Regions from separate parts of the Homo sapiens genome. Here region 2 is linked to region 1. The links are chromatin loops, found by intact Hi-C in ENCODE. Cell type or tissue: Calu3. All regions are shown on one strand. Links, peaks and the distances in the headings refer to the core of each region. The heading gives the core; the rest is flanking DNA.

Region 1 (11,468 bases), core at 1,081-9,080:
CCAGTAGAGCTTTTAATATTTATTTAAAGTATCAGGAAAAGGTTCCTAGATGAAGTGACATCTAAGTCACCTGAAAGATGATGAAGAATTAGCCTAGTGAAGTGAGGTTAAGAATATTTCAACCCGAGGGAACAGCAGGTGCTAATGACAGAAGGTAAGAGAGAACATGGTTTATTTGAAGGACTGAATGAAGTCTGGCAAGGCCAAAGCATACAGCATGAGCTCAGAAATGGCAAGAGATGAGAATGAAAAGGAAGGGTCAATGCAAAGGTGAGTGCAGGCCTTTGGAGTGATGATTTCAAATAGAAGAGTCAAGCGATCCTACAGGGTAGCTGGTCCCTGATGAAGGCTCTGGGTAGAGGTACTAGGGCAGAGGTCTCAAACATAAAGGCCTTCAGGGGCTAAGCGGAAAAGCTGAGCACTGAAAACAGAAGAGAGCAATGGTGCCTACAGTAGGTGGAGTGTGTATTCCATGCCTAAATATATTAAATTCAAAAACAAAAACCAACCAAAAATCCACTGCACAGAACAAACTGCATCTGCTATGGATACCGTTCCTGGTCTTAAGTTTGTGGGGCCTGGTAGAAGGTTTCAAGAGAGTCTTTATAGTCACCAAGGAGTTCAGGTCAAAAATAGGAGATGGGGATACACCAGACATGTCAGGAACAAGTCTATAGTTGTCAATGTGCTGATTTGCAAAAGCTTTCATATTTCTTCCTGCTATTTTCAGTTAACTGGCTGGTAAGATTGCACATTTTTGGACAGTAATGGGATTGTATTATTTCATTCCAATAATAATAACAACAACTAAAAGGCCAGGCACTTCTTTAAGGGCTTTATTAACCCACTAAGTCCTCAAAACAACCCATGTGGTAGTTAACAATGATTATATCCATTTTTAGATGAGAAAGTTGAAAGAGTAACCTCACAGCAACTTGCCTAAGCTCACACAGTTAGAAAGTGACAAAGTAGAGATTTGAACCAAAAGCAAACTGCTTCTAGAGTCCATGCTCTTGCTAAAGTCTGGCTCTTTACAAACATTATTCTACACTGTCTTTCAGGAAATATTTACTGGATGCCAACTATGGGCACTGGGGCTAAATCCTGAAGAAAGTGACGAATAAGACAAACCTCTACCTTCAAGGAATTATCAGTCGATAGCAGGGGCCCACTGACCATGCTGCTTGTTTCTCTATGGCCCGTGAGTTAAAAATGGTTATTACATTTTTAAATGGTTGAAAAGATAATTAAAATAACAATATATATGTATATGCAGAGACATATGAAATATATATGTATATAACATGACACATGAAAATTATATGAAATTCAAATTCACTATCCCTAAATAAAGGTTTATTGGAACACTGCCACATTCATTTATGGATTGTCTATGGCTGTTTTCATGTTACCACCAGCAGAGTGGAATAGTTGGAGCACAGATCCTACCGTCCACAAAGAATCAAATATTTACATCTGGCCCTTTACCAAAAATATATGCTGACTTCTGATCTATTGAGTCAGATGAATTTTGTCAAAGGCCTTTTCTGCATCTATTGAGATAATCATGTGGTTTTTGTCTTTGGTTCTGTTTATATGCTGGATTACATTTATTGATTTGCGTATGTTGAACCAGCCTTGCATCCCAGGGATGAAGCCCACTTGATCATGGTGGATAAGCTTTTTGATGTGCTGCTGGATTCGGTTTGCCAGTATTTTATTGAGGATTTTTGCATCAATGTTCATCAAGGATATTGGTCTAAAATTCTCTTTTTTGGTTGTGTCTCTGCCAGGCTTTGGTATCAGGATGATGCTGGCCTCATAAAATGAGTTAGGGAGGATTCCCTCTTTTTCTATTGATTGGAATAGTCTCAGAAGGAATGGTACCAGCTCCTCTTTGTACCTCTGGTAGAATTCGGCTGTGAATCCATCTGGTCCTGGACTTTTTTTGGTTGGTAAGCTATTGATTATTGCCTCAATTTCAGAGCCTGTTATTGGTCTGTTCAGAGATTCAACTTCTTCCTGGTTTAGTCTTGGGAGGATGTATGTGTCAAGGAATTTCTCCATTTCTTCTAGATTTTCTAGTTTATTTGCATACAGGTGTTTATAGTATTCTCTGATGGTAGTTTGTATTTCTGTAGGATCAGTGGTGATATCCCCTTTATCATTTTTTATTGCATCTATTTGATTCTTCTCTCTTTTCTTCTTTATTAGTCTTGCTAGAGGTCTATCAATTTTGTTGATCTTTTCAAAAAACCAGCTCCTGGATTCATTAATTTTTTGAAGGGTTTTTTGTGTCTCTATTTCCTTCAGTTCTGCTCTGATCTTAGTTATTTCTTGCCTTCTGCTAGCTTTTGAATGTGTTTGCTCTTGCTTTTCTAGTTCTTTTAATTGTGATGTTAGGGTGTCAACTTTAGATCTTTCCTGCTTTCTCTTGTGGGCATTTAGTGCTGTAAATTTCCCTCTACACACTGCTTTGAATGTGTCCCAGAGATTCTGGTATGTTGTGTCTTTGTTCTCGTTGATTTGAAAGAACATCTTTATTTCTGCCTTCATTTTGTTATGTACCCAGTAGTCATTCAGGAGCAGGTTGTTCAGTTTCCATGTAGTTGAGCGGTTTTGAGTGAGTTTCTTAATCCTGAGTTCGAGTTTGATTGCACTGTGGTCTGAGAGACAGTTTGTTATAATTTCTGTTCTTTTACATTTGCTGAGGAGTGCTTTACTTCCAACTATGTGGTCAGTTTTGGAGTAGGTGTGGTGTGGTGCTGAAAAGAATGTGTATTCTGTTGATTTGGGGTGGAGAGTTCTGTAGATGCCTATTAGGTCCGCTTGGATACATAAACATAATTTCAATACAAAATGAAGGAAGACAGTGTTTGGTGTGAAACGTATGAGCTTTGATTCGATGGAGACTGACAGACTCATATTTGAATCCCAGCACAATCTCTACTAGCGGTGTCATTTTGGGTAAGTTATTTAACTTCTCTGAACCTGTTTCCCAGATAACAAGGCTAATAATGTGTTTTTGCATACTTTTGTGAGGACTAGAGCTAATATATATATAGTGTTTGCACGAACACTCAAATAATGACAATACTAGTAGCAATAATACAAGGGGACTTCAAAAATTTCATGGAAAATGTGTATTATGAAAAAACCACACATGGATTTCATTTGTTTTGCATCAAAATAAATTTGTGCTAACTTGTTATAATGTGTCTGAATGGGATCTAGTGTGAGGCACTAAGAAGAATAAGACATCGGTTTGAAAAGAGCCCCTATCAGAGCAACGGGATGGGTATTCTGCTAAAAGTGAAGCAAGAACAAACATGAAATTTATGGTGAAGTTTGGGTGGACGAATGGTGAAATCATTGATGTTTCATGAAAAGTTTATGGGGACAATGTTCCAAAGAAATCAATAGTTTCCAAATGGACAACTCATTTTAAGAAGGGATAAGAAGATGTTGAAGATGAAGTCCACAGTGGCAAACCATCCACATCAACTTGAAAAGGAAAAATTCAGCTTGTTCATGTCCTAATTGAAGAGAACTGACAATTAACAGCAGAAACAATCCCCACACCATAGACATCTCAGTTGGTTCAGCTAACACAATTCTGACTGTAAAATTAAAGTTGAGCAAACTTTCCACTCCATAGGTCCCAAAACCATTGCATGCAAATCAGCTGCAGACATGAGTAGAACTTTCAACAGAAATTTTAAACGAGTGGGATCAAGATCCTGATGCATGTCTTCAAAGAATTGTAACCAGAAATGGAACATGCATGATCCTGAAGACAAAGCACAATCAAAGCAATAGTTACCAAGAAGTGGTCAAGTCAAGAGCAAAGGTTATGGCAACAGGTTTTGGAGGATGCTCAAGGCATTTGCTTGTTGACTTTCTGGAGGGCCAAAGGATGATAACATCTTCATATTATGAAAGTGTTTTGAGAAAGTTAGCCAAAGCTTTAGCAGAAAAATACCAGGGAAAGCTTCACCAAAGTCCTTCTCTATCACAACAATGCTCCTCCCCATTCCTCTTATAAAACAAGGGCAATTTTGTGAGAGTTTTGATGAGAAATCATTAGGCATCCTTCTTAAAGTCCTTATTTGGCTCCTTCTGACTTTTCTTTGGGTCCTAATATTAAAAAATCTTTAGAGGGCACCAATTTTCTTCAGTTAATAATGTGAAAAATATTGCATAACATAGTTAAATTCCCAGGACCGTCAATTATTTAGGGATGGATGAAGTGACTGGTATTATAGCTTACAAAAATGTCTTCACCTTGATGGAACTCATGTTGAGAAATAAAGTTTATATTTTTTTTACTTTTATCTTTAATTCCATTTTTCACGTTTTGAAATCCCCTTGTAATGTTAATAACATGTTTGATAGAGGAGGCAAGGTGCAATGTGAACCTTGTGCATGGACACCTAAAACAGTTTAGAGGGTTTACAGAAAGCTTCCTGGAGTAGGTAACCCTTTGAGTTGGCCTCTGGTGTCAGATGGAGCTATTTTGAATTGCAGTTCTTTCATTTACCACCTGTGTGTCCCTGGGCAGATTACTTTACCTTTTGGAGTCTCATTTTCCTCATATGCAAAATAGGGCTAATAATACTAATAGTGATGAACTCATAGAGTCATTATAAGGATGAAATGAGACGATGCATACACAACACTATGCGTTTGTTTGGCACACATTGAGCATCTAATAAAAGTCAGTTGTCATTGTCGTGGTTGTTGTTATTATAGTTTAGGACACAGGTTTTGAAAGCAGAGAGACCTGGCTTGAACTCTGACCCCGAGCAAGTTACTTAATGTCTCCAACTCCCGTTTCCTTATCTGTAAAATGAAGGTAGTAATTCTATCCAAGTATGAAGGTTATCAGGATTAAATGATATAATTTACTTAACCCAGTGTCTGGCAGATGATAAGTTCTCCATAAATAGTCGCTGTTGTTATTAGGCACAGTGAGGGCAACAGTGAGTGCCCAGTAAATGTTGTTGAATGACCAACTAACTAGTGGGTACCAAGTATTCATATTCAGTAGTTGAGAGAGGAAACTCCATCAACTTCAGCTTTACTATTACAAATTGGACATGAAGCCATCTCTACCTGAAAAGCCTTGATACCTTACAGTTACTAAAACATTTTCGGAATTTCCTGTTATTTAGTAACTGCTAGTCCTCAGCTGATATGTAAATAAGACTTCCGAGTATGTGTAAAGTTACTAAACAGTATGGGGAAACGGTCCTCCTGGTTAGTTTTTTCCATCAATAAATAACCCATCATTTGATGAAGCAACAAGCTCATTTCCCTAAAAAAAAAAAAATAGCAGAAACAACATGACTCAGAGCTTTAAAAAGCCCTGTTTGGTTTTTGTTAAATATATATTTAGATAATGATAAACCAAGACCTTAGGCCAGATTCACAATCTCCTCCTCTGCTTCTGTGGCTATGGTTATGCAAGGAAATGGAAAAAAATGTTCAAAGAGACCAGGGGCCCTAGTCCAACATTTGGACTGATTGAATTTCCTAACCCCACTTCCTTCTGTGGTTCTTTCCCAGCCAGGCTAATAACCTCTATACAAGATTGACCCTCAGAAAAGTTATATGCAGGCCAACTTTGTCTTTGCTTCCTCCTTGTCTACCTTTCCACTCCTCTATGCTCTGTGTCTCCAGTATCTTCATGCTCTTCTCCAGCCCCCCAAATCCCTTTCTGATATGTCTTTTATGAAGTAGCTTTCCAGGGCATAGATAGCCCTTGCCCTCCCTCCCATCGAATTGACCTGTCCTGTAGGTCACTCACCCAGGGTTCTGGCTATTGGTTCCTAAGGTGACAGGTGATCGAATTGTAATAGTATAGCTGCTTCCACTGCCCCAACTCTGGCATATTAACATGCTCAGTTCCTTGCTCCAAAGAAGAGGTTCAGGAGCTCCTCTATGAAACACTGCCAGGAGTCCCAGGTTTCCTAGTGTCAGGGTGGGGTTGCTGCATGAAATTCATGTTAGCCACCAACTGTGCATTCTGCCCACAGTGGTGAGTTGGCTTGTGGCATGCTTTGTCAGAGCTCCTGCTTGGTAAAGTCAACTGGGGTAAGCATAGGGTGCCAGTGAGATGAAGTTACATGGAGATAAGGGTAATATCAACCCCTGCCCCCCCACCCCCGCCCAGGGATATTGTGATGATTAAATTAAGTAATATATGTAAAACTTTCAGAAGAATACCTGGCACTATGTAAGTGTCCAATAAATGTTAGTTGTTGTTGTTACTCTCACCCACTGAAGACTGGGTGGCTAGCCAGCAAGGATTCTGATCCAACACGGCTCATGACTACAAATGCTGCTTCTCTCAGCGTGCCTCTTTTGGAGCCCACTCCCACTCACCAAGCCCCTCCTGAGCAGGGATGACTCCCACTCAAGGACCACATTTGGGGCTCTGGCTCCCAGCTTTTCCCCACCTCCTAGTCTGTCCTGCCTGTCTGCCTGCTGCTAACCTCATTTACCATCGGCACTAAAAGCCCTAGTGTCTTCTTTTCCCTCATAACAATCCAGAAATCATACACCAGCAGCAAATAGGTGCTGAGGAAATTTTGTTTGACTGACATGGTTTTTTTTAAAATTTCAGTTGGTTGACAACATTTAAAGATCAGGAGGTTTCCTATTAAAAAAAAAGCTGGGATTTTGACTTCTTTCTTTTTCCTTTTTTTTTTTTTTTTTTTTTTTTTGAGACAGTCGGCTGGAGTGTGCTGGCGAAATCTTGGCTCACTGCAACCTCCGTCTCCTGGCTTCAAGCGATTCTCCTGCCTCAGCCTCCTGAGTGGCTGGGACTACAGGCACGTGCCACTTTCATGCGCGTCGGTGTGAAGAGACCACCAAACAGGCTTTGTGTGAGCAACATGGCTGTTTATTTCACCTGGGTGCAGGCGGGCTGAGTCCGAAAAGAGAGTCAGCAAAGGGTGGTGGATTATCATTAGTTCTTATAGGTTTTGGGATAGGCGGTGAAGGTAAGAGCAATGTTTTGCGGGCAGGGGTGGATCTCACAAAGTACATTCTCAAGGGTGGGGAGAATTACAAAGAACCTTCTTAAGGGTGGGGGAGATTACAAAGTACCTTCTTAAGGGTGGGGGAGATTACAAAGTACATTGATCAGTTAGGGTGGGGAAGAAACAAATCACAATGGTGGAATGTCATCAGTTAAGGCTCTTTTTACTTCTTTTGTGGATCTTCAGTTACTTCAGGCCATCTGGATGTATACATGCAAGTCACAGGGGATGCGATGGCTTGGCTTGGGCTCAGAGGCCTGACAGCCACCACACCTGGCTAATTTTTTGTATTTTTAGTAGAGACGGGGTTTCACCGTGTTAGCCAGGATGGTCCTGATCTCCTGATCTCGTGATACACCCACTTTGGCCTCCCAAAGTGCTGGGATTACAGGCGTGAGCCACCATGCCTGGCCTCTTTTCTTTTCTTTTTTAGATTTTAAGGTCTAACAACAGGGGCTCAAATCTCAGTTGGCAAATATCCATTGCCTCTGAGTGGTGCTTGCCCCCTTTAAACCAGCCTTGTACTCTCTGGTTTGCCACTGTCCCCATTGGCCCACTTCTCTCTTTCACTAGTACTAGCAATAGCCCTTAGGGCTCACCAGGAAGAGCCTTAATGGCTTATTAAAGCTGGAGCCCTTTGTCTCTCCCCTTCCCTTTCCTGCTCCTTCCCCTCTCCTCAAAAAACAAAACAAAACAAAACAAAAAACAAAAAAAACAAAAAACAAAAAAACTGGAGCCTAAATCAGTAGGAACAGAAAACAAGTTTCTCTTACCTGGAGGTCAGGGAAGCTGCCTGGCATTGGCAAAACTCAATTGCCTATCTCTGCTTCCTGGAGGGAAGAAGAGATATTCCTTTTATCCGCAGAAGGTTGCCCTTTACTGGAGATGAGCCAAATGACCTTCCTAAATGCAGAAAAGAAAAAATACAAAACAAGCTGAAGCTCACGCCTGTAATCCTAGCACTTTGGGAGGCCAAGGTGGGTGGATCATGAGGTCAGGAGATACAGACCATCCTGGCCAACATGGTGAAAACCCGTCTCTAGTAAAAATACAAAAATTAGCTGGGCGTGGTGGCGCATGCCTGTAATCCCAGCTACTTGGGACACTGAGGCAGGAGAATTGCTTGAACCAGGGAGTTGGAGTTTGCAGTGAGCTGAGATAGTGCCACTACACTCCAGCCAGGTGACGGAGCGAGACTTTATCAAAAGAAACAAACAAACAACAACAACAACAACAACAACAACAACAAGCTGAAGATGAGCATGGTGGCACGTGCCTGTAGTCTCAGTTACTCAGAAGGCTGAGGCAGGAGGATTACTTGAGACCAGGAGTTCAAGGCTGTAGTGCTCCATGATCGTGCCTGGGAATAGCCACTAAACTCTGGCCTGGGCAACATAGCAAGACCCTGTCTCTAAAAAAAGTAGTAATTATAATAAAACAAGCTGAATGTGTGAGTGTATAATACTGTATGTTTGCATCCTGCTACAAACTCATCTCTCCTCAGACATGTGTCTATTTCAACTAAAAAGTCCACATGTGTCTATTTCAACTAAGCTCTTTCTTCTCCAACAACTAAGCTTTATCTATGGTGTTTAGAGGGCCATGTGTTATTCAAATACTTTGGGCTGCTTTGTGTATACACTGATGTGCATTCTCCTGGAAAACCTTCTGGAAGCTCTCTAAGAGCCTGCAGGGTAGGATAGAGAGGATACTGAATGTTGACTCATCCAAACTTCTCCAGAGGGCAAGTCAGCCTCTAGGGGAATGCAGGGCAGCTGCAACCTCTGCCCAGTAGTCAGGCATTACAGGAATGCTTGTAGGAGTGCATCTGCCCTGAATGTTTACAGCTTGCTCTAAGTCTAAAGAAGGAAAATAGCAGATCAAGTCTCCTGAGCATGAGGGTAATAATAATAAACATGCAGCTTACTATGGTCTAGGCACGGTTTCATTGCCTCACAACAATCTTAGGAGAGAGGTTCCATTACTACCTCCACTTTTATCAATGGGGAAACTGAAGCCCAAGAGGGCAAGTAACTAGCTTAAGACTGTGAAGCTGATTAGTACCAGAGAAAGGATTCTAACCCAGGCAGAGTGACTACAGAGTTTGTGTTCCTAACCTCTACACAATGGGTCACACTATGGTCACAGGACCAGCAGCAGCAGCAGCACCACCTGTGAATCATTAGAAATGCACATTCCTGGGCCCCACCACATACCACATGAATGAAAGCTCTGGGGGTGGAGTGAAGCAACCTGTGTTTTTAGCCACCCCTCCAAGTGAAGCTGATGTTAGCTTAAGTTTGAGAACTGATGTCCTAGGGGATAAGGACCCCCAATAACTGTAATAGAGCACTGCAGATTGTCTGCTAGAAAGAATTGGGATGGCAGAACATACATTCAATTCGATGAGAAGTGAGAGGGGTATGGCAGTGGGGAGAAAGGTGGGATTGACCCATTAATCCAGAAATAGCTTTCCTGCCAACTTGTCCCAGTGTCTGGGAATCCCACAATTAGGCATTCATTCCTTTAAACTGTGAAGACTTCATGATTTTTTTTTTTTAACAGAGTCTCACTCTGTCACCAGGCTGGAGTGCAGTGGCACGATCTTGGCTCACTGCAACCTCCGTCTCCCAGATTCAAGCAATTCTCCTGCCTCAGGCTCCGAGTAGCTGGGATTACAGGCATGCACCACCACGCCCAACGAATTTTTTTTTGTGTTTTTAGTAGAGACGGGTTTTCACCATGTTGGCCAGGATGGTCTTGATCTCCTGACCTCGCGATCCACCCGCCTCGGTCTCCCAAAGTGCTGGGATTACAGGCATGAGCCACCGCACCTGGCTGACTTCATGATTCAGAAAGCATCTTTATTAATAAGTAAATGCCTCTGGCAGAAGGAATGCCATAAGTCACTTATCAGCCATGGAATCTTATGGAGAGTGACCAACCATTTCTGTCTGTTGGGGCTGAAAGATTTCTGGGGATGCAAGAATTTCTGCAATTAAAGCAGGACAGTCCCGTCATCATTCAAATCTACCCAGGATTAAGGTGGTTCCTTGGAGACAGGACTTTTGGTGTTAAAACCAGGGAAGTCCTACACAAACTGGGATGAGCTGGTCATCTTATACCATGGAGGACAGAGCTGCATGTTAGAAGCATGGAATGGACTACAGTAGGCATTGTCGTGTAGGTGGCTTTAGAAGCCATGCAGCTAAAGGTGCCCCAACTTTAAACCTGAGGTTGAGAGGCCAGGTGCGGTGGCTCATGCCTGTAATCCCAGCACTTTGGGAGGCTGAGGTGGGCAGATCACTTGAGGTCCGGAGTTTGACACCAGCCTGGCCAACATGGTGAAACCCCGTCTCTACTAAAAATACAAACATTAGCCAGGCGTGGTGGCATGCGCCTGTAATCCCAGCTACTTGGGAGGCTGAGGCAAGAGGATCACTTGAACCCAGGAGGCAGAGGTTACAGTGAGCTGAGATCGTGCCACTGCGCTCCAGCCTGGGCGACAGACTGAGAGACCATCTCAATTAAAATAAATAAATAAATAAACATGGGGTTGACAGGAAATTTTTTTAGAGCCAGGTTATGCCAACTTCAGCAAATGAATGAAGGTAACCTTTTGCATACAACGAAGACCCAGGGGTTATTAGGACATGTAATACCACAGTACAAGACTCTTCCATGAAATTTAGTGCAGAATGATAAAAGATTAAGAATTACTATCCAAAAAAAGTTATACAAATGTCAGTGCATGCATAAGACGGAATATGATGTCTCCATTTAAATTATGATAACAAAGACTCCTAAAGGCATGGAAAATGCTTGTGGATAAAATGCTTAAGGAGAAAAACAACAGGCAATAAAATGGTAGCTACAATTTTCAGGTAGTAAGATCTCAACCATGTCAAGAAAACTTGGAACAATAAAGGCCAGGAAAGACACCTTACTATGTTAATATGGGTTACTACTGGGCAATGGGATTATACATGGCTGATGGGTTTTTCTGCTTCTTGACCCTTTTTTCGTGGAACTTTGTCTAAATTTCTACATGACCACATATCACTTTCTTATCAGCAAAGAATCTAAAATAAATTATGAGGGAACCAAGAAGAAGAAGACTTCTCCATGGTGGACTTATTGGAGGACAGTCACCCAACGTTGGAGGCGTAGAGGGGATGGGGCCTTTCTGGGTGAAGACTACCCCCGGCCCAGCAGCAGCTGCTGCATATGAGGTCCAGACACCTTTGGCTGGGTCCAAACAGCATACAGACAACTATGCTGGAAAGGAGGGGAGGGACTTCCAGTTTTCACAAACAACCTGTGGGAACAAATGAGGGGAGATGGCTTTTATTGTGCTAGAAACAACCATTGCCTGATTCTGCAGGGACGGCGCTGCTCTGGCTATTGTTGCTGCCATCTGTG
Region 2 (11,468 bases), core at 1,948-9,947, 55 kb before region 1:
AGGAGGGATCCTCAAGGTGATGGCACTGTTCAGTACTTTGACTATGTACTATAAGACCTACTGTTTTAGGATGCATACCCCATTTTCCATGATATGCTTATTTAACATGTGGTGGTATCCATCACATGAACTTACATGGATGATCAAATTATATAGAACTAAATACACATACACACATATGAGGATAAATATTAATAAAACCAGGGAAATCTGAATAATATAGGTGGATTGTATCAACATCACTATTCTTACTATGATATTACAGTTTTCCAAAATGTTACCATTGGGGAAAACTGGGCAAAATGTATGAGAGATCTTGCTCTTGTTTTTTTTAGCTGCATGTGAATCTGCAATTATCTCAATAAAAATGTCAATTAAAACAAATGGCCAGTGTTGCTGAGCTTAGTGGATGAGCAGGAGAGTGGTGAGCGACAGGTAGATGAGCTAAGCAGAAGACAGATTATCCACAGCCTAGTAACCCACGGAAAGACTTTGGATTTTATCCTAAACCCATTGGGAAGCCATTGGCGGGGAGTCACATGAATTTACATATATTTTAATAAATAATTCTGGTTGCTGTGTGGAGGGGCCAGAGTGGCAGCAGGGAGACCATTGTAGCAGGCCAATGTTTTTCCCTGTATTGCTACCATTGTAGCAAGAAATTTCTGCTAGCTTGGATCAGAAATGAGTGAAGATGGAGAGATGTGGATGGATTCAGGATATATTTTGGGGGTGGAGCTAACAGAAGTTCATAGCTGGATGGATGACTATGAAGTTCCCAGTCCGGGAATTTTCTGGAATGGGGCCACTTCTACACAAACACCCTGAGCTATTCTTATAGGACAAGTGAATTTTCAGAAATGGAATATACATTTGAGTACATGCCGACGGCCTGGCCTATCACATGGGATTGGTATCAGCCTTTCTGGTAGCTTTAGACATTAGAAATCTCAAGCTATGTGGAAATTTTTAAAATAGAATTACCAAAAAAAAAAATGGCTCCTCTTGGCAGACAGATTAGAAAAAAGAGGTCAACCTCCAGATGGATGCAGTCCTGTGCAGGGCACAAGGCTTGGTGAGAAGAGCATGAGCTTAATTTCATTCCCACATCCCTTTAGCCAGGCGCCATTGTGTGGAGCACAAAAAAAGCCCTGCAGCCCTGCTGCCCATACCTAGAAGCTTGAGTCCTGCCTGCTGTTATTGCTGCCTGTGGACACTAGGGGGCAGGGCAACTATGTAAATTAGGCCTTCCCTTGCGTTCTTGGGAGGGTCTGATGTGGTGGCCCACGGACGTGGGCTGGACTTCACCTTCAGGTAAAATCCGTTAGCTCCCAGAAGTTCCCAGGCTTAGCTGGTCTGGGAAATTAATTGCTCATTAATCTCTTTGAGACAGAAGAATTGGGCTGCCAACTCATTTGACTGGTAAAACTAACCCAGTTTCCTACAAGTTTGTTTATATCTTGCCAAGTGGAGCTATGGAATGTTTCTTAAAGCAGTTTAGAAATCTGAAAAAATCCAGTATAGTCCACATCACTCCAGTATAATTCCAACATATTCTGGCTTGCAAAAGGGATCCCACCGTATTGCCAGTCAGCCAGCTAGGGAAGAGTGTGATTTATGCAGTGTTTCCTTAGAACCCAATGTTTCCAGTTATAATTGTATCTGAGCAATCTGAGTCTAGTGGCCTCCCTTGTTAATCTCTTAGGTGGCAGCACCAATGGGGTTGAGAAGACAGGTCCGGATGATTGTGAGAATAGTTCCACAGCCTCCTTGCCTGTCACTGAGTGCACAGGGCACAGAGTACAAGCATTGCTTCCTAGTGGCTACTAGGTGGCCTCTAGCATCCCCAGCCTCGGGGACCATGTCAGCTCTGTCCAAGAGGATGGGCAGATTGTGTGAAGGTGTCAGGAGACTAGCAGAATGACATTTGGGAAAGATTTCTGAGTGCCAGATGGAAGGACATGGCTACAATAGGGCATGGCAGCAGAAGGAGACAGAGGGGAGCGTAGAGAGCCAGTGTGCTGTGTCAACCGGGGCTCAGAGAACCAAGGTGAATGGAATTAAGACAACTGAAGTGAAGCAGAAGGAGGCAAATCCAGAACAGAGGGACCCAATGCCCCCGTGGGGTTGTGTCATGTTGGTATTTCTCTGGAAAGACTGTGTCTAGTTAGTGCATGGGGCCAGGATGAGGAAAATAACAGTAAAGCATTCTGTACTTTTCTAGGCTGTCTCAGTCCTATGTAAAGGTGGTGGGGGATTTGCCCTGAAAGGTGTTCTGCAAGCCCCCCTCTCAGGATAACTATATTTGCGTGGTCAGCCTGGTACCCTGAATTATTATTGTTATTTTTAATTACAAACATGTGCTTTGAATCATTAACACAAGAGAGGTCTTGTGGAAGCCAAGACTGGCTGTGCAGCCGCGGATGAAGCCTGCTTTGCAGCAGAGGGCAGCATCCACTGGTTATAGTTCATTCCTGACCTGAACAAGCCTAGTGAAAACTTTAGGGAGATTGAACAGGGGAGGAGGATGTGGTCTGGAAAATGGGAAGGGGGTGGATTTCCTCATGTTTCATCTTCTCTTGCAATGTCATGGTGTATCTGGGGACTCGGTTGTTACTGAGCACTTCTCTCCATTGAGTACAGTAAAAAGTCATAGAGGAACCAAAGAAGCTGACAAGGACTTTGAGGGATTTTTGTTGTTGTTGTTTAATCCCCAAGGAACCTTGGATAAAAGAATGATTACTTTTGCAGGAAAAGTAGCTACTAGGATTGTTTGTGGTGTGGATTTCTTTTTTGTGACATGTAAAAACACTGGTTTTAATCTAGTTTTAACACCCTGAAAATGGTTTATCTCAATATGTGCTCATCTTCCTTCCCCTTTCCAAGGGGGCCCTCCTCAAGTTCCCCTATCAGTAGCTGTCTCACTTCCTCTTAAAAGTCCCCACCCAGTAGCTGCCACATTTCACTTTGGGAAGAGGAGTAACTAAGAATGGGTAAGCTGGCTCAGAGCTTCCTTGCCCTCCTTGTCAGGGGCTCAAATTGATCTGGATCCCCTCTCCCCAAGGTTATCCAGTAACATTACAGGGACCTGAGTGTCTGCAACTGAAGTGAACTCTTGGAGAAAGGCTTGTGTATGACTTGTACCCCTTTTGGCCCAAGAAAACTCAGACAAGTCTTAGCCACTTACTCATTGTAAGAAGCAGATACGGTGTTTGAACAGAGGTCTTTTGATTGCAAATTTAGCCCTCGCTTTATGACATTGGGAGGGTCTTCTGAATAATAGAAACTTGATTAATGCCCATTGAGAGGTCATGTATATGACACAGTGGTTAAAATCCCAGTGTCTGACAACTGATGTGTGTATGTGTGTGTGTGTGTGTGTGTGTGTGTGTGTGTGTGTGTTAAAGTATACATAACATAAAATGTACCATTCTAATCATTTCTGAGTATATAATTCAGTGGCATTAAGTCTATTCACAGTGCTGTACAATCACTACTATCTATTTCCAGAACATTGTCATCATCTCAAACAGAAACTCTGCACTGACAACTAGTTTTCAATTCAGGTTCTGCCACTTAGTAGCTGTGTAAACTTGTACAGAGTCCTTAATTTCTCAGGGCCTCAACTTCCTCATTTATAAGAAGAAGATAGTAATAGTACCTGCTTCATATGATTGATTGTGTGTATATAGTAATATTTATTCATATTAATGACTAATATCAATTGATTTGTTAATTGATGAATATTTATTCCGTATTTACTGAGTTTTTACTCTGTGTCAAGCACTATGCTTTAACTAGTGAGTGACAGGGTGAAGACTTAAACTCAGATTGGCTTGACCTTAGGGCTTGCATCTGTACTGCTTTTACTGTGAGGATTCAGTGAGATAAGGATGCTCAGTGCCTGCCACACAGCATTCCCTCAACCAATGCTAGCTAGTTATTTTAGTTATTTCTTTTTTTTAGAGATGCAGGTCTTCCCTCTGTTACCCAGGCTGACCTAGAACCCCTGGCCTCAAGTGATTCTCCCACCTCAGCCTCCCGAGCAACTGGGACTACAGGTGCAAGCCACTACTACACCCAGCTTAAATGCTATTTTATGGTTATCATTACTGCTGTCAAATTGAGTTTGAAACTCGTGCCTTAACTTCTCTGGTGACAGTAAGTTGCTCTCTCCTCCTGCACAGGGAATGTCACAAATAGCAATAAATTTTCCCTCCGTTTACGTAGGAAAAAGAGGTAGGCAGCCTCTCTGATGGATGTCTGACTAACCACATCTATTTGCCACCCAAGAACTGCCACCCTGGTCGGGTGTGGTGGCTCATGTTTGTAATCCCAGAACTTTGGGAAGCCAAGGCGGGCGGATCACTTGAGGTGAGGAGTTCGAGACCAGCCTGGTCAGTATGGTGAAACCCCATCTCTGCTAAAAATACAAAAAAATTAGCTGGGTGTGGTGGCGCATGCCTGTAGTCCCAGCTACCTGGGAGGCTGAGGAAGGAGAATGGTTTGAACCCGGGAGGTGAAGGTTGCAGTGAGCCGAGATCGTGCCACTGCACTCCAACCCGGGCAACAGAGCAAGACTCTGTCTCAAAAAAACAAACAAACAACAAAAAAAAAAGAAAAGAAAAGAAAAGAAAGAAAAGAAAAAAAAAAAAAAAAAGAAGAACTGACACCCTAGCTGCATGGCTGGAGGATATCCATCTCTTTCTCCATTTTTCGCCCCTTGTAGGCCAGGCGCCTGGCAGGGCAAGCAGTGACAAAGGCTATCTTCGAAGGGTGAAGAAGAATGAAGGAAAAATCCCTTTTAGCCCCTGATTTCCATAGCTACTCTCACCTCCCCTCCTCTACCCACTACCAAGACCCCTGCCTCCCCTGCAGGCAGTAGATAACAGTGTCAAGGGAGAGAAAAAGGGAGAGAATCCTATCCTTCTCAGCCAGTCATGCTACCCCTGAAGTTTTCCCACCTCACCCTCTTGTTCTTTCAGTGCCAGTCTCTTGCTTGGGCTGGCCACAAATGAGAGAGAAGAGAATAGAGAAGTGGGACAGAATGGGGAAAATTGGGGGACTCTGTTCCCTATCTCCTGCTCACTTCCCAGCCCTCACCAGGGCTTCTCTTCCAAATTCACAAACCTATTCTAGATCCCAGCATCCTTTCCCCAGCAACTCACAGTCTTCAATCCGCTGGACTATCCATCTTTACCCCCTCACCCAGAACCACCTGAATGAGGGGAGTCATTGTCCAGCTCCAAGCAGTTCCAACAAGTTGTCCCTATTCCTGCTGTCAAGGATAGCCTGGGACCTTCCGGTTAGTTACATATCTGGATTCTCCCCTCATACTCTGTCTCAATAGGAGGGATTATTTGCCATTTCTAGACCACAACCCATGTTTTCCTACTTCCATGCTTTTGCTTCCATAATTACTTCTCCTTGAAACAAACTACCCCCTTTACTGTCATTGTTCATCTCAACTTCAACTGCTTTCAAAAAGCTTTCCCCTGTTTCTCCTTCCCAGAAGGGATATCTTCCTCTTTTTGATCTTCATTGTTTCCCATATGTATCTCTCTGAATGTACCGCTCTTCCCTGCATATACTACAAGAGGCCACTTCAGATAGCTTCTTATAGTCTCTCATGCTAATGTTTTATTTCTCCTAACAAGATAAATAACTGTCTTAGAGGCAAAGACTCTTCTTGAATTACATTTTTACCCCTTGCAATACCTTGCACATAGGAAACACTTGGTGAATACTTAATCCAAATAGCATTTTCCCTAGAAACATGGGTAGGTTTTGATTACTTTATTGATTTGGGAGGTGACCCTGGGGGCTCAGCCACTGTGAGAAACAGTGATTCCATTTATGGGAAAATGCAGGTAAGCTTTAAACAGTGAATTTCAGCATGCACAGCCTGTTTATAAATTGGGGTTGGACTAGATTGACAGCAGCAAAAGAACGCAACTGGTCATCTGCAAGTTGAGCGTTCCACCAGCAGAGGGCAACATTGGTAGCATCCAAACCAAAACAACCTTGAGCCCATGTTCCCTTCCCCCCAATTTATTTTTCTTTTTTTTCCATCACTGGGAGGAGAAAGGGGATTGATTCTCTGGCAGACAATAGAACCCCCCATCAGTTTTGTGGAAATTTGGGGTTCGGCTAGGAGGTGGCTGAAGAAAAAAAGGGGGAAGTTTGCCCCAATATACATTAAATTCCCTCTCATTGGATCCAAGTCAATACAATTCTTTAAATTTTGATATGATAGCATACATTAAAATGACATAAAATGAAAAATGACATATTGTAACTTGTAGTGCTTATGTTTTTTAAATCACTTTGCCCAAAGATTCTTTTTGATTGGATTTTCATAGGCCTTTACAGGCGAAAGGGAATTTAAAGGAGTGGGTACTCTAACACTTGGGGCTGTTGGGATTCAGAAAACAATACCCCAAAATGAAGGCCTCAGCAGCATCCACAGGAGCAGAAGTTTTTCTCTGACCTTCTCCTGCCCTCCTGTCTCTCAGTCCCTTTCTCACCCAAGGCTAGCCAAGGAAACTAGAATCGCTCTTCCCCAAAACAGGTCATGGAAACCAGAACCCCTCTCCCCCAAAGCCAGACACAAAACGTAAAAATACTGCTCTAATTTTCCTTCCACTTTTCTGTGTCAAAACCAGCCATAAAGAAATGATGTGACCTACCTTGTTTGACTGTAGGTCATAAGACCTCCCATTCCAGAGAGGGTCCTGCCCCACACCCAGAAGGAAGGAATGCGTGCTCAGAGAGGCCTAAAAGAATCTAGAGAGGACTTGCTGGGTTTCCTCCACTCAAGTCTATTCATTAGATCATACTCTTTTTGTCCAACCACATTTCCACACGGCTGTCCATACTTTGTTGAACCTAAGCATAAAAATGGACAACTTCTGTATCCTTGAGTCTTCAGAATGAAGACTCCCATACATGTTAAATAAATTTGTATGCCTTTTCTCCTGCTCATTTGCCTCTTGTCAGTGATTTTTAGTGAAACTTCAGAGGGTGAATGGGAAGTTTTCCCTTGGCCCTACAGGGACCTTGTGGAGTTTTGTTTTGTTTTGTTTTTTTCCCTTTAAATATTTCAGGCATGGCTGGGTGCAGTGGCTAACACCTGTAATCCCACCACTTTGGGAGGCCAAAGGGGGCGGATCACCTGAGGTTAGAAAGATGAGACCAGCCTGGCCAACATAGTGAAACCCTGTCTCTACTAAAAACACAAAAATTAGCCAGGCGTGGTGGCACACACCTGTAGTCCCAGCTACTCAGGAGGCTGAGGCAGAAGAATTGCTTGAACCCGGGAAGTGGAGGTTGCAGCGAGCTGAGATGGAGCCACTGCACTACAACCTGGGCAACAGAGCAAGACTTCATCTCAAAGAAAAACAAAAAATAATAATAATAAAATAATAAAGGAATCAAATCAAAACTTCACAGATACAGCACTGATTACATGGGTACACCTTCAATTTATTATATATATATATATATATATATATATATATATATATTACATTTCAGTAACATTTACCAAAAGGTGACTGATACAAATGAGGTCTCCGTGTATTATCCTGCTCTCATCCTCCTACTATCTACAAAGACCCTGAATGTGAACATTGTCCTTCTTGTGCACATTTTTGTACTTTTACGTCATATAAGTGCATCCATAAACAATATGTAGTGTTCTTCTGCGTCTTTTTAAACTGCATGTAAATGGTGACCTGAGTATATTCCTCTTCACCTTGTTAGTTTTACTCCACACTGCTTTGTATATTATTATAGACACCAGGCATGCATTAGCAAATAAATGGTTGTAAGAAATGTATCTACGTTTATAAACATTTACACTGTGATTACTTTTCTTTTGCACTTTGAGCTATTCTACTTAAAACTTCCTTTTAAGAAGTGATTACATTTGGGAGAATTTCCAACTTGGGGAAAGCTCTAGAAAACGGTCTCTACTCCTCCTGCCAGGCCTCTACTCTCTATCCAAGACTATACCCAACACATGCTTGTTTAAAGCTTTAATATATTCAACCAGAAATTTCAAACAACGAACACTTCCTGAAAGGTATCCTTGACATGCAAAGTTATGAGGGAAGGTATTAGGATGCATACAAAAATGTTATACAGGCAACTCTGATTTCTCCTGAAATGTTAATGAGTTATCACACGATTCAATTCTGCATCTAGAATTTTTTTAAGCCTCCACTCTCAAACAGGGGCATATGAAGGCAAATTGAAGCAAACCAGTTAGGAAAACATTTTCCATACAAATTTTGATATCATTTCCTATTAAGAAGAGAAAAAGGGCCGGGCGCTGTGGCTCACGCCTATAATCCCAGCACTTTGGGAGGCTGAGGCAGGCGGATCATGAGGTCAGGAGATCGACACCATCCTGGCTAACACGGTGAAACCCCGTGTCTACTAAAAATACAAAAAAAAAAAAAATTAGCCGGGCATGGTGGCGGGCGCCTGTAGTCCCAGCTACTCGGGAAGCTGAGGCAGGAGAATGGTGTGAACCCGGAAGGCATAGGTTGCAATGAGAGGAGATCGCGCCACTGTATTCCAGCCTGGGTGACAGATCGAGACTCCGTCTCAAAAAAAGAAAAAAAAAAAGAAGAGAAAAAGGCTGGGCGCTGTGTCTCACTCCTCTAATCCCAACACTTTGGGAGGCTGAGGTGGGCAGATCGGTTGATCTTATGAGTTCAAGACCAGCCTGGCCAATGTGGCAAAACCCCATCTCTACTAAAAAATAAAAAATAAAAATAGCCAGACGTGGTGGCACATGCCTGTAGTCCCAGCTACTTGGGAGGCTGAGTTGGGAGGATCACTGAGTCTGAGGAGGTTGAAGCAGCAGTGAACCGTGATAACAATACTCCAGCCTGGGTGACTGAGTGAGACTGTGTGTGACCCTGTCTCAAAAAAAAAAAAGAAGAAGAAGAAGAGAAAAAAATCCTCAGATAACCCTCCTCCCATTACCCTCAACACTTGCACCATTTGTTTTACGCAAATGACTGTTTTTCAGGGTCAAAACCAAGTTATCACACAACTTTTCTGTCATTACCTGATAAAGCTATAACAAACTAGTACTGTTCTTCTTAGAAATATTTCCAGGTTAGATATATGAGTATTGCCAGGGAAAAATGCGTTTAAATTTATATCTAAAGATCGGGACCGGGCTTGGTGGCTCATGCCTGTAATCCCAGCACTTTGGGAGGCCGAGGCGGGTGGATCACGAGGTCAAGAGTTTGAGACCTGCCTGACCAACATGGTGAAACCCTGTCTCTACTGAAAATACAAAAATTAGGTGGGCGTGGTGGCGCGTGCCTGTAATCCCAGCTACTCAAGAGGCTGAGGCAGGAGAATCGCTTGAACCCGGGAGGCGGAGGTTGCAGTGAGCCGAGATCCTGCTACTGCACTCTAGCTTGGGCGACAGAGTGAGGCTCTGTCTCAAAAAAAAAAAAAAAAAAAAAAAAGGAATTCTAGGCATTTTGAAGAGTGCCTCATTTTTCAAAGGAGAAACCCTCAATTTACAACTCTGCAACATGGGGCATCTCACAACTCATTTTACTCACTGGAGTTTTCTTTCCTTTAATACCCTCATCTAATTTTTTTTTTTTTTTTTTGAGACAGGGTCTTGCTCTGTCACCCAGGCTGAAATGCAGTGTCATGATCATAGCTCACTGTAACCTCTGCTTCCTGGGTTCAAGTGGTCCTCCCACCTCAGCCTCCCAGGTAGCTGGGACCAGAGTTGCATGCCACCACACCCAGCTAATTTTTGTATTTTTTGTAAAGACGGGGTTTCACCCTGTTCCCCAGGCTGATCTCAAACTCCTGGACTCAAGCAATCTGCCCACCTTGGTCTCCCCGATCCCTCTCAATCTTAGGGATCAGCCGCTAAAGGAATACTGTTTTGGTTGAATTTTGCAATCCCTGGGGTGGAGATGAAAGGGTTGGATGGGAAGGGCAAATCTAAGTCAAATAATCGACACAGTCTTTGCTATAGCTATTTCTTCCTATAATTGAAATGAGTGAGTTTTTACTTTTCCCAAAGAACAATTAAAGGAATAGAAAAGCACTAAAATAGTCATTAGTAGATTTGTAAATACTCCCTGTGGTAGGAAAAAAGAACATTTCTGCCATAGATTAATTCCTGTAGTCAGCAAATAGTTATTGAATATTCTCTGTGTGCTGCTCATTGTCCGTAGGTACTGAGGGCACAGCAGTGAGCAAGATTGACAACATTCTGTCCTTGTAGAGTTGATGTTCTAGTAGGGAGAGACTGAAACAATAAACAAGATTATTTTAGATAGTGGAAAGTGCTACGTAGAAAACAAAATAGGGTAATGTGATGGTGGGGATGGGTAATTAGTTTAGATGGAGTGGTCAGGGAAGGCCTCTCAGAGGAGGTACCCTTTGAGCAGAGTCCTGAATAAAAGTGTGTCAGTCAACAAATATTAGTATAGTTATTATATGACTCAGTCATGTAACTCTTACATATATACCCAAGAGAAATGAAAACCTATGCTCATACAAAAACTTGTACACAAATGTTCATAGCAATATTATTCATAATTGTCAAAAAGTGGAAACAACCTAAATGTTCATCAACCAATTAGTGGATAAACAAAATGTGGTATAACCGTACAATGGAATATTATTCCACTACAAAATGGAATGAAGTTGTGCTATAACATGACCTTTGAAACCATTATGCCAGTTGAAATAAACCAGTCACAAAAGGCCATGTATTGTATGATTCCATTTATATGAAATTTCCGGAATAGACAAATTTATGGAGACAGGTAACACATTCATGGTTGGTGAGGAGAAGAGGAATAAGGGGTAATAGCTAAAAGATCTGGGGGTTCTTTTTGGGGTGAAGAAAAGTGTGAAATTAGATAGTGATGATGATTTCACAACTTTGAATATATTAGAAACCATGGGTTTATATACTTTCAAATTGGTGAATTTTATTGTATGTGAATTATATTTCAATAAAGAAATATAAAAATTGGATCATGGGCTGGGCACGGTGGCTCACGCCTGTAATCCCAGCACTTTGTGAGGCCGAGATGGGTGGATCACCTGAGGTCAGGAGTTCAAGACCAGCCTGGCCAACATGGTGAAACCCTGTCTCTACTAAAAATACAAAAATTAGCTGGGCTTGGTGGCTGGCACCTGTAATCCCAGCAACTCAGGAGGCTGAGGCAAGAGAATTGCTTGAACCCAGGAGGCAGAGGTTGCAGTGAGCCAAGATCATGTCACTGCACTCCAACCTGAGCAACACAGCAAGACTCCGTCAAAAAAAAAAAAAAGGATCAGATCATGAATGCCTGAGAAACAGTACTTTGCTACTCATTTCACAGTGACAGAAAAAACATTAAAAAAAAAAAGAGTGAGTCAGTCATATGGTGATGTGAGGGAAAGGGGTTTTAGGCAGAGAGAAC

The links. Peaks named below come from ENCODE experiments on the same cell type or tissue, not always from the same donor. Only the 100,000 strongest peaks of a DNase experiment are listed, where the experiment ranks them.
Region 2: it touches region 1 in a loop (6-fold over the local background); 2 of 110 quality-filtered maps call a loop at or near these places.

Annotation. Positions count from the first base shown.
Region 1 is chrX:109,824,884-109,836,351 of GRCh38, reverse strand. No RefSeq gene overlaps it. Among named protein-coding and RNA genes, the nearest start is that of ACSL4, 97 kb to the right of the region's middle. In Calu3, for the core only: no CTCF peak of the experiment used is centred there; a DNase peak (open chromatin) is centred at 5,501.
Region 2 is chrX:109,880,843-109,892,310 of GRCh38, reverse strand. No RefSeq gene overlaps it. Among named protein-coding and RNA genes, the nearest start is that of TMEM164, 120 kb to the left of the region's middle. RefSeq lists a silencer at 1,224-1,293 and enhancers at 1,077-1,371, 11,335-11,414. In Calu3, for the core only: a CTCF peak has its summit at 5,975 (motif pointing right); a DNase peak (open chromatin) is centred at 6,000.